Linked DNA regions of Homo sapiens: region 1 is linked to region 2. The links are chromatin contacts, found by Hi-C in ENCODE. All regions are on one chromosome and are shown on one strand. The core of a region is the stretch at or near the end of the contact, and the rest is flanking DNA. Distances in the headings are between cores, read along the strand shown.

The links. A loop is a pair of places that touch in the nucleus more often than their neighbours do. Pooled maps may share reads with other maps.
Region 1: a map of B cell shows a loop between it and region 2 (19-fold over the local background). The contact joins the enhancer-like site here to the promoter of MALINC1 in region 2. A Hi-C loop is called at or near these places in 2 of 168 maps with a recorded cell type or tissue (B cell and naive thymus-derived CD4-positive, alpha-beta T cell) and 6 of 50 pooled maps.

What each region holds. Positions count from the first base shown.
Region 1 is chr5:142,352,615-142,358,444 of GRCh38, reverse strand. SPRY4-AS1 (SPRY4 antisense RNA 1) reads right to left here. Exons shown (of 4, transcript NR_120664.1): 3 at 4,862-5,219. Among named protein-coding and RNA genes, the nearest start is that of SPRY4-AS1, 30 kb to the right of the region's middle. RefSeq lists a silencer at 1,095-1,744 and enhancers at 1,782-2,583, 2,584-3,385. Within about 2 kb of position 1,369, at least 34 of the 41 ENCODE cell types and tissues checked have a DNase peak (open chromatin) inside an H3K27ac peak, as active enhancers do.
Region 2 is chr5:140,106,465-140,111,748 of GRCh38, reverse strand. MALINC1 (mitosis associated long intergenic non-coding RNA 1) reads left to right here and starts at 3,737. Exons shown (of 4, transcript NR_102741.1): 1 at 3,737-4,340; 2 at 5,259-5,284. LOC124900193 reads left to right here and starts at 2,480. Exons shown (of 4, transcript XM_047417990.1): 1 at 2,480-3,965. The coding sequence starts at 2,764. The coding sequence ends at 3,690. RefSeq lists enhancers at 2,926-3,427, 4,538-4,637 and silencers at 3,578-3,837, 3,848-3,907, 3,938-4,007.

The sequences.
Region 1 (5,830 bases), core at 120-2,619, 2.2 Mb before region 2:
TCCTATTCAAGTAGAGTGAAAAGAACTCCACCTCAGTCCCCAAGCCACTCAGGACCTCTCATAAGGCTGGCAAAGGGAAGATTCCAGTCTGAGAGCACTGGCCACCTAACTCTATTCCCAGAAAGTGGAGTCCGGCCCAGAGCTCCCTGGAAGTTGAGGTAACAAGACCCAACAAAAATATCCTGTATTCTCTTCACCACCTGTCTCCGCAAGCGAGTAATAAGACAAAGTATTAAAGAGAGACATCACCAGTAATCAGAATGTGGTAACTAAATGAGTCTTTTGTCTTCCACTTACAATGTGCAAGCTGGTCCGGTTCCTCAGCCTCTCTGAACCTGCTTCCTCAACTGTTTAAAGAGAAAAGCAACCTCTACCTCCTGGGGCTGGTCAAAGGATGAAATGAGAGAATTCTGTTCAGCGGTGTCTAGGACATTAGCTGCTGCTTTTAGTTCAAGAAGCCCAGTGCAGCCTATGCCGGAATAAGCATTACTTGCTCCAAAAGAACACTCTGTACAGCAAAGGCAGCCCTTTCCTAGACCACAGACCACACCACTCCAACATGGGCCACAGGTTGGGAGCAAACACTTACTCCACCAGAGGCTTCCTGAAATCTTACAAGCAAATGGAGTGAAAGTAGAAACTGAGACCCAAACAGCTTCTGAAAAGTGGATGCCCGGCTGGAAGTGGTGAGGGACGTTCCCCCACGAAAAAACTTGGACTTGGCAATCATTGCTTTGGACTTCGCAATGTAAATTGCCACTTTTGATGACTTGGGGATTCTAGAATGTTCCGGTCGCTCACTGATTCACAAATATAAGGTCTGGGGTGACCTAAACCTGCATGGTGTGTTCCAAGAGCCCCCAAAGCGTTCCAAGAGCTGGTGACTTTCGGCTCACGTAACTAACCTGGGCCTCAGTTTCCCTCCAGACCCTAACGAAGGAGATAACGGTTGTTGCCTCTACAGGGAAGCTGCGAGGCTAAACGGGGATGGCGCGCTAAGGCGCTCCCTAGACACAGCACGGAGCTCCCCGCGCGCGGTTCCCATTCGCTCCCGGAGAGAAGGGCGGCGCGCGGGCTCACACAAAAGCCCAGGACCTTCCTCCGCTGCAACTGTAGAAAAAGCAACTGGAACGCGAGCTGGGGCAGCGGCCGGGCCGGGGGCTCCTCCCGCAGGCGCCCAGGAGCCGCTCGGCCCGTGGCCCGGCCGGGGAGCAGGCGCCCCGCGGGAGCGCTGAGGCCCCGCTGTGCCGAACCGGGCGGGGGCGGAGGAGGCGGAAGCGGGGGCGGCCGGAGCGCGGTGGGGATGTTTAAAGGAAATTTACAATCATTTCCTCTCTGTGGTTTGGTGACAAATCAACAACATCCTGTTCTTTTGTGAGGCTCCGGGCGCCTGCGAGGCGGAGGCAGCGCTCCGGCTCTTAAAGGGACACACACAGGGCCCCTCTCCCAACGGTTCCCTGCGGCTCCCCCCCAAAAAAATACAGCTTCCTCAAGGCGTCACCTCCGGGGGCGCGCGGCCGGAATGCGGGGGCTGTGGCCGGAGCCGCCGCCAGGCCACGACCTGGATCGCGTCCCTCACCACCCCCCACCCCGCCCGACGGGAGGAGACGGCCGCGGCGGCGGCGCACCAATCTGAAGGACGTCCCGGCCCGGGGCCATGTCCCGCCGAGGGGGTGGGCAGGGGGCGGAGGGGCGTCCTCCCGAGGGTTCCCGTCCCTCCCCCCAACCCCAGGGCAGCTCCGCCGGGCTTCGGACCTCCGGGTAGTTATCCCCCTCCCCCAATCCCCTGGCCTCGAGTTTTGCAGTCCCAAAACTCTGGATTTATGGTTAAAATGTCGACGTACGCACAGGAGGTTTATAAAATGCCAAAGCAGAGACTTCCCGAGCTGTAGAAGTAATGAGAATCAGATGGTCGGGACCAGGAAAAAAAAAAAAAAAAAAAAAAACTACTCAACTGGCCTCCTGGGATTTCGTTCATTCAGTCATTTAATGAGTATGTTTTACTAAGTGCTGGTCACTACTCTAAGCCCCCGCACCGCAGGAACAACACAGATACGGTTCCTGCCCACAGGGGGCTTAGATTCTCAAAAATGAATGAACAGGATTATTTCACATCTACAAGTGCTATGAGTTTTTTAATGGGTCACATTCTAGAACAGCGGCTTTCTGTAGGGACACCTCTCTGAGGGGTCTGACCTGAGGCATCCAAGGATGAAAAGGCAAGGGTGCTAGGAAGAACTGGGTTGGAAAGGTCCAAACATTATTATCAGGAAAGAGCTCAGAAGTCTCATCCCAAAGACCGAGTGAAGGGCAGCCCCAGGGCTGCATTTTCCCCTTGAATACAAGCCTTGATAAGGGGCTTGGGTCCTTCTGCTCTTGCTATATCGCCTGAGCCTTTCCTTTCATCTCTCGGCCTCACAGCTTCCTATAAGGAAAATGAGACACTGAACTAGATACAGTACTTCTCAACCTAGGTGCAAATGAGAATTCCCAGGGAGGCTTTCAAAAACACTGACACCCCTGACCCCACCTCAGACAAAGGGAATGAGGATCTTTGGTAATGGGGCCTAGGCACTGGCATTTCTGTAAGACTTCAAAAGTGAGTTTAGTGTACAACCAGGGTTAAGAGCCACTGACTTAGGGCCGGGCGCGGTGGCTCACGCCTGTAATCCCAGCACTTTGGGAGGCCGAGGCGGGCGGATCAGTTGAGGTCAGGAGTTTGAGACCAGCCTGACCAACATGGAGAAACCCCGTCTCTACTAAAAATACAAAATTAGCCGGGCGTGGTGGCGTGCACCTGTAATCCCAGCTGCTCAGGAGGCTGAGGCTGGAGAATCACTTGAACCCGGCAGGTGGAGGTTGCGGTGAGCTGAGATGGCGCCATTGCGTTGCAGCCTGGGCAACAAGAGCAAAACTCTGTTTCAAAAAAAAAAAAAAAAGAGCCACTGACCTAGATGATATTTAAAGTTTGGGTTTAAAATGCAGTAAGGTGGCTGGGCGCAGTGGCTCACGCCTGTTAATCCCAGCACTTTGGGAGGCCGAGGCAGGCAGATCATGAGGTCAGGAGATGGAGACCATCTCCTGGCCAACATGGCGAAACTCCGTCTCTACTAAAATACAAAAAATTAGCCGGGCGTGGTGGCACCGCCTGTAGTCCCAGCTACTTGGGAGGCTGAGGCAGTGGAATCCCTTGAACCCAGGAGGCAGAGGTTGCAGTGAGCCGAGATCGCGCCACTGCACTCCAGCCTGGTGACAGAGCAAGACTCCATCTCAAAATAAAATAAAATAAAATAAAATAAAGTGCAGTAAGAAGGCCAGGCGCGCTGGCTCACACCTGTAATCCTAGCACTTTGGGAGGCCAAGATGGGCAGATCACCTGAGGTCAGGAGTTTGAAACCAGCCTGGCCAACCAGCCTGGCCAACATGGTGAAACCCTGTATCTACTAAAAATACAAAAAAAAGTTTAGCCAGGCATGGTGGCAGGCGCCTGTAATCTCACCTACTTGGGAGGCTGAGGCAGGAGAATTGTTTGAACCTGGGAGGCGGAGGTTGCAGTGAGCCGAGATCGTGCCCCTGCACTCCAGCCTGGGCGACAGAGGGAGACTCTGTCTCAAAAAAATAAATAAAAATAAAGTGCAGGAAGAGCTATTTCAATTCAGGGCATAATCATCCACGTTCATTGAGTGCTTAGCAGCTGCTATATAATACCCTAAGTAAGCTACATATGTATTTTATCTAATTTAAGTTACAAAGAAAAACCTTACCAACTTAGATATTATTATTATTCCTATTTACAGATGAGGAAACTGGGTACAGGGATGACACAAAATATGGTCAAGGGCACACAGGTATTAAGTGGTCTTGTCTGTATCCTGTAAGCTGAAATGCCATTCCAGTGGCAAGGAACAAATTTCTACCTAATGGGGTTGTTAATAAGGCAGAGTAGCTACCCAGAGAAGAGCATGGGGTGCTATAAGCCCAGGTTGCTCATACATCTTGGACAGAGGCAGCGGACTGGCCTAGATGCCCAGAGTTCAGGTCTTAAAAGAGAGATTGTAACTCAAAGAAAACAGACTTTTATGTTTCTTGGTGCTAATCCTCTCGGTCGTTTTCAGAGATGATTCCCATAAATTGTTAAAGGTATGCCTTGGCCAGACAGAGGAAACATTTGGCAAGGTGAGGAGGAAAAGGAACTCCCTGTGTACCCCAGTAATAACCAGGATAGGATACACTCCCCCACCCTCCTCACTCTCCCTTCTAGGGCCCACCCCATGCCCTTTTCACCTTTGACCACCTTCCCATTTGTGCAGTTCCCTGAGGGAGGACCCAGGGAGAGTATAAGCATGAGCTGGGACAGGTTCCCCAGGAAAGTAAAAGATCTGAGAAACCAAAGATAAGAAGAAAAGGAAGATGATGCATTCCTACAGTGTGGCACTGTGCTGCTGTTAATAATAAGAGAGCTGATAGACCAGAAAGATGCTTGTAATATACAAGGTGCAGAATAGAGTCCTCTCACTGATATTTTTGTAAACGACACACACACACACACACACACACACACACACACACACACACACACACCCAGAACCATCTGGAAGGATAGACTCCAAAGGGTTAGGGTTAGGAGTGATGGCTGGGCAGAGGCATGAGGGAGGGTCGTAAAGGGGTGTGTGTAGTGTAAATCTATACTTTTACTTTCTATTCATCTCCATATTATTTAAATTGGTGACAACAATAATGTATTAATTTTTTAAGATAAAGACACTTCTACTGACAAATAATAAAAATAAATATTAAACGGGGAAGCATAAAAACCCACCCTGGGTCTTGGGAATTCTATGCAGGGTAGCAGGGTAGATACCTGGTAACGCCATCTTTCAGCTCTTCCCGGTTGATGTCCACCGTCCCCTCACCTTCCCACAGCCTTCCATTCCAGTGGCAGGCTCTTAACTGGTCAGCCTACTCCCTTTCAGTCATCATGTGTTACACACAATTTTCTGGGTTTTAGAAGATGGATTTGAGAGGTGCTGGCTCCAACTGACGTAAGAAATGACAAAAGTCACATGAGAGGGAAAAATTGTCCAAAGTGCCATTCGGTGGTGGTGCTGGTGGTGGAGGTGGGTGACGGGGATGGCATTGGAGTTCAAAGGCTCTGACTTCCCCAGTGTCTATGTGTCGCTCTTCTGGAAGCTTAGAAATGGAATCTGACAGTCCAAGCCCTGAAGAAAAACAATAGTGCTTTGTGGTAAAGACCTTATTGCAAAAATCTGAAAGCCTAGGGGTAGGAGGTCTGCCTACAACATTATGTGCAGAACTGTTCCCTCCAATTAGGAGCTGATAACTCAGCAAACATATGACCTGAGCAACTGGCAGAAGGTGAAATGTCATGCTCTAGGGTGGAATTGTTTGGCCACTCTGTGCTTCCTTTTATTTATGTTTTTTTAGATCTTTGCTGTTTATAAACAGAATAATGGCATGGTTCAGAGCATGAGCTAAGGAGACAGAAAACCCACGTGGGATTTCTAGCTTCACTAACTTTTTAAGCCTCAGTTTCCTCTTCTCTGAAATGGGAATAATATTACTTATATAATATGTAATATTTATATAATATAGATAATATTTATATAATGTAAATGTATAATTATAATATTCTATATATAAACATAATACAGACCGGGCACAGTAGCTCATGGCTGTAATCCCAGCATTTTGGGAGGCCAAGGCGGGCAGATCACCTGAGGTCAGGAGTTGGAGACCAGCCTGGCCAACGTGGCGAAACCCTGTCTCTACTAAAAATACAAAAAATAGCCGGGCATGATGGCGGGCACCA
Region 2 (5,284 bases), core at 2,488-4,987:
TCCCCTGTCCCAAAGTCTATTGAGAAGGGGACACAGGAACTTTTGAAGCACTTTGAACTGCACAGAAATACACGTGTGAAGAAGCAGTAACTCCTCCAGGCTCGAACAGTAGCAATCAGGACTCTGGATAGACCCCAGCGCCTCCAGGGACAAAAAGGCTCAGTAGCAGGCTCTCCACAGAGAATGGAGTGGGACATTATGTTTCACTTGTAAACTGAGGCTAAGATCTGGTACAATCCGATCTAGAAGGGCTGCTGCTCTTCCTCAAGAGTTTACCTTGCGTCAAACCAAGCCCCTGCTCCCTAATGAAAACTCAAGGCAGCAACAAGGCCAATGAGAATACGATGAGGGCCCCACCCACCCCCCCTGCCAGTCCCTGCCTTTCTTCCGTGCTGATTGCTGCCCCCAGGACAGAAGACTAAGACTCGAAACTGCCCCGCCTTCCTATCCCAACTTCCCGCCTTCGTATCCCAACTTCCCGCCTTCCTATCCCGACTTGCAGTCTAAATTTTCTTGCCCTCCGTCCTAGACGTCTATATACAGGGATTCCGAATGATTTGAGTTTGGAAGTGCCCTGTTTTTCTGAAAAAGTGACTGCCACCAAGAACTGACTTCTTAGTTACCCAGCGCAGAGGCAACTGATGAAGTTTCCAGACAGAACACAAGTTGAATCTCATTTGTACACTTAAACTGGGAATTTTAAGGTCAAATCAGCAAATTACTGGGACCTAGATCTCTCCACATAAATATGTACTTGTTTTATGCTATTCATTATATATGTATAAAACTTTTGCCCTTATTTGCCAGCTTCTCTACTTTATATGTGTATCTAAAAAGCAAACAAGATTAACAATGCCTTTCCAAAATAATTCAATGATAAATAGGATTTTTAGCATATTTTCACTACTGAAACGAGAGTTAATTTCAGAATAAGCCTTTAAGTGTGGGCTTTTTCTCAGACTAAGGAGGTGAAAGGCAGCTTTCTTTGGGCTATAGTGTACAGTAGCCTTAAAAGGCAATCTGGGAGAAATGAATATAAACTTCCAGAAGTCTTAAAACAAAAAGTTTAAACTTTAAATAAAACTTCACAGTTATATTTGCATTGTAACACTGAAAAGTCATTAGAAAATAAGTGGATTTTAAGACTTCTAACCATTTGTTAATAATCTAAACAATATACTAACTTGGTGAATGAAGTCTGTTCTAGTATCCAGCTGTTTGAATTTGTTAATGTAAAACAAATAGTTGTAAAACTAAATGTATAATTTCATTAGAATGTAGGAAAGACAAAGGGAAAACGAAATATACAGCAAATTAATATGCAGCAAAAATCCATGTTAATGAAAAACATCAAAAAGTAAACATTTCCTTTCTCCTCACAATATGCTTACAAAGACATAATGTCTCTAGATTTCTTGAGCCCTTTTATTATTAATACAACAGACACATTTTAAAGAGAATAGAGACTGCTTTATTTTTAATCCCACTGTCTCTATGTATTTAACAAACTCTTACCAACAAAAAATTGTGCGCAAAGAAATACACATTAGGCAGAACAAAAAAGAAAAAAGCTTTAATTTTCTTCAGCCTGACTACAGGTGATTCTGAAATAATCTAATTCAGTTTTGGTTTTATAAAGTAAAAATCAACACACATTTATAAAATAGACTTGGAAAGAGGTTGTCTACCTCTGGGTAGTAAACCCTTCTGATTATAGAGTTCCTAATAGAAACAATATGTTGATTAATATTTTACAAAATCACAAATTTCCAAAATAAAGAACATTAGAGCTTGTGTTTTCAAGTGATACTTAGATTAAATACCAGTCTTAAACCAGACAACTATCTTCAATACCCAAATCATTAAAACTAACTGGGATGTTGTACTGTAAATGTTCAAAGTGGAGGAATTAGCCATTTCTTCTCATGACTGTCTACCAAAAAAATTGAGAAACTCTCAAATAAATCTTAACATTTAACAACAACAATGACTAATAGTAACAGCATTTCCCAGATCGTTCTTTAAAAGCGTATTCCTTTTCCATAGCTCACTTAATCTTGAAAATCATGCCTCTTCAATGCTATTTTAATGTTTCGGATTAAAGATATGAAGTAAACATTTAATATATGAAGAGAACAATCCACTTGATAAAAATCCTCGCATTTCCAAAATGTTTTCATTTTAAGCATTTGCAGAAGTTAAATAAATGTAGCAGACATTCTAAATTCGATAAAAAATTCAGAGAACCCGACATTTTATGTACCCCAAAGGTCCAAACAGAACCGATGTAAATGTCAATAGCTGTCTCCCTTCCGGCTGATACTTAAATGGTTTTACTAGTACTCAAAGCAATGAAATCAGCAACTCTCTCTCCACACTCTAGTCAACACTCCAATTTCCAAAGCCGCAATTCGCAAACGTCAGTTGGGCGGGGGCGGTGGGGGATCTTGAAGTAATCCAAAAATTTCCTTTCCCCTTTGACAGTCCACCAAAAGATGTCAAACCAAATCCAGCCTATTGTAAAGCTCTGGGACCTCCCTTCCAAGGACACCGAACACAAGCTTAGACACCGCTGCGAAAAGCTGTCCAAAAGCGCCTGGCCGGACAGAAATGTAAGGAGCCCAGGCCAAAACGAATTAGAACCCCCAACAGAGGGTCCCGCAGACACCGCGGAAAAGAAGGTGGCATTTATTCCGGGGTAGACAGCTACGAACCAGTTACCCCAGCCAGTCTCTGGGGGCTCTCCAACCCAAGTTCAGGTTTATGGCAGATATATTGGTTGGGTGCCTTCCCCTACAAACATCACAGCCCGCCTCCGGGGCCCACCGCCGCTCACAGAGAAGACCCCTCAGCTTCACATCCGTTCCTTTTGCCCTCGGACAAAGGCAGAGGAGCTGTGGAGCTGACCCAGCGCTGTGGGGCAGTAAAAATGCCTTGTTCGGGCCACCCATCTTTGGGCCCGGCTTCATCTGCGATGTCAGCACCAAAGGTTTTTTTTTTTTTTTTCCTGGTTTTGTTTTGTTTTTACAACGCATCCTGGGCGGGTGTATGCATTTGGTGGTAGTGGGGTGGGGGGAACCGAACAGAGGAGGGGTTGGCAGTGAAGCCTGGGTTATAGAACTCTCCTTCCTCTCCCTCCTTCCAGGGTTGCCGTGCAGGGAGTGTCAGCCACGTCTAGCGCACAGTCCCAGGCCCCAGGGCGAAGGCGGCCAGGGGAAATGGGGCTCAGGGATTGCTAAGCAAACGCATCACTGGTGGTCTCCAGCGCCTGCGGAGGTAGGATCGCCTCTTTTCTTAAGGGGCGTGTTATTTTGTTCTCTTTTGAAAGTAGGAGGGGGTTCATTCGTTTCTCGCTGCGGGGGGTGGGAGAGAACGTTGCTGCACCGCCTGGGTCTCCAAGAGGGAGGGTGCGGGGATGTCTGCAATGGTACTATAATTATTCCTGGGCTGAGAGAGCAAGTAAAGGGGACGGGGCGAGCGTCACCTGGAGCTGTGGCAGTGGCAGCAGGGAAGGTCGCGAGGGGCTTACCCGGGCGGGCGGGCGCTGTCCTGCCGCAGGTGAGGGAGGGCGCAGGCTGGCGGGAGGGAGGGCGCGCGCGAGACAGGCGCGAGGAAGGGGGGAGGGGAGGAGGGCGCGCGCGCGCACACCTGTCCTGGACAGCGGCGCTAGCCGAGCTGCGCCTCACTTAGGCTCTGCGGGCTGAGGAGGAAGGAGGGCGGGCTGGCGGGCGGGGGCGGGACGCCGAGGGGAGGAGGAGGAGGCGGCTCGGATGGCTGGCTCGGCTCTCGCTCGCTCTCCCTCCCATGGGCAAGTCCGGCTCACACCCTGCTTCTCCCGCTCACTCACAGCCCCCTTGGCTCTCCCTCCTCCTCCTCCTTCCCCTGCGGGATCCGCTCGCCGCCGCCGCCGCCGCCGCAGACGGCAAGTCGTGGCAGCCAGACGTCGGCGCGTAACCCGGCGCTCCGTGCGTGACTCCAGGCGACGTCAGCGCGCGCTCCGCGTTCCCCACCCCTCCTCCCAACTCCGTGGCTCGCGCCCTTCGCTCTCGCGTCCCTCCGTTTTAGCTGCCGCCGCGGCGGCCGCCGAGCGCGCTCTTTCCGCCCCCTTCTCGCGCGTGAGCGCGCCCTATCGGCTCCTGGCGCGTCAACATTCCGCGGGCCAGGCCTTGGGGCGCGTCTGAGGAGGGGGATGTCTGTGGCCTCTCCGCCCACACTTCCTCCACCCACCGCCCACAGCGCCCCAGAAGGACCTATTACTCGTTTGGCTTCTGAAGGCCGAAGCCAGGCTCTGGCGGGGATAGAACCCTGAAGGGCCTGCGCCAGCTCCAACTTAGGGCCCTGTGCGTCGTTGCGACTTCTGCTACCACCCTATCACGCGGCACCCCCGCCCCAACTCCGCCCGGGTCTCTGAAGAGGCAATAGGCCTTTCATCTCCGGGGAAAGTCTCACCTTGGCCCTCAGACACCCGCCAAGAGGGGTCGGAAGGACAGAATTAGCATAGAGAAGAGTGGCTAGAGCACTTTTCAGGCTCTGGCCCCAGGAATCCTTGACAGGAAGCGTGGGGTTGCTGCCCAGCCTCCCACGCAGTGTAATATGTTGAAGCCGGGCCCCTTTGAGGGAATGCGACTTCCTTGGGCCGAGGGGGAAAGGGTAAAAGTTAATTTTCATAAAATGCTATGCAAGGGCTAAATGTGAAATTATAAAATGTCCTTTAAGACAGTCTTCTTGAAATCGTATCAAGTTTGACAAGATTTTTGGTGCACGGTAACGCTTTTGCTCGCTTTCTACGCTGTCACGTCTCCATCCTGCAACACTGAATACGTAGATGGAACGTGGATCAGCTAATAACTGCAGCAAAATAAAAACTGCATTTATCATCTTTATCATTATTTAAATAGACCTCCGAGAAGTCAAACTGTGATTTAGGAAAACTTAATCATTGCCTCAACCTATTTAACTATTTTGTTTTGAAGTTACTTTGCAAATATACCACAAAATCCCTCTTTGTTAGGCAGTGGTAGACTTTTAAACTCACTTGTTAGAGAATCTTTCCCAGAAGCATATCTAGTTGAGCCTGCGAGGCAAGTAGGACTAAGGTATAATTACTCCCATTTTACAGATGAAAATTTAGTTATCAAAATGTAAGTCAGTTGTTCAGCATTGTGAGGAGTCTATCACTGATAAAGGGAAAACTCTAAGGTCTATTATTGCCTGCTTTATTCACTAAACCAGAAATCTCTCAATTGTTTTTTTCCAAGTATCTTTTGCTGCCTCTTACGTATTG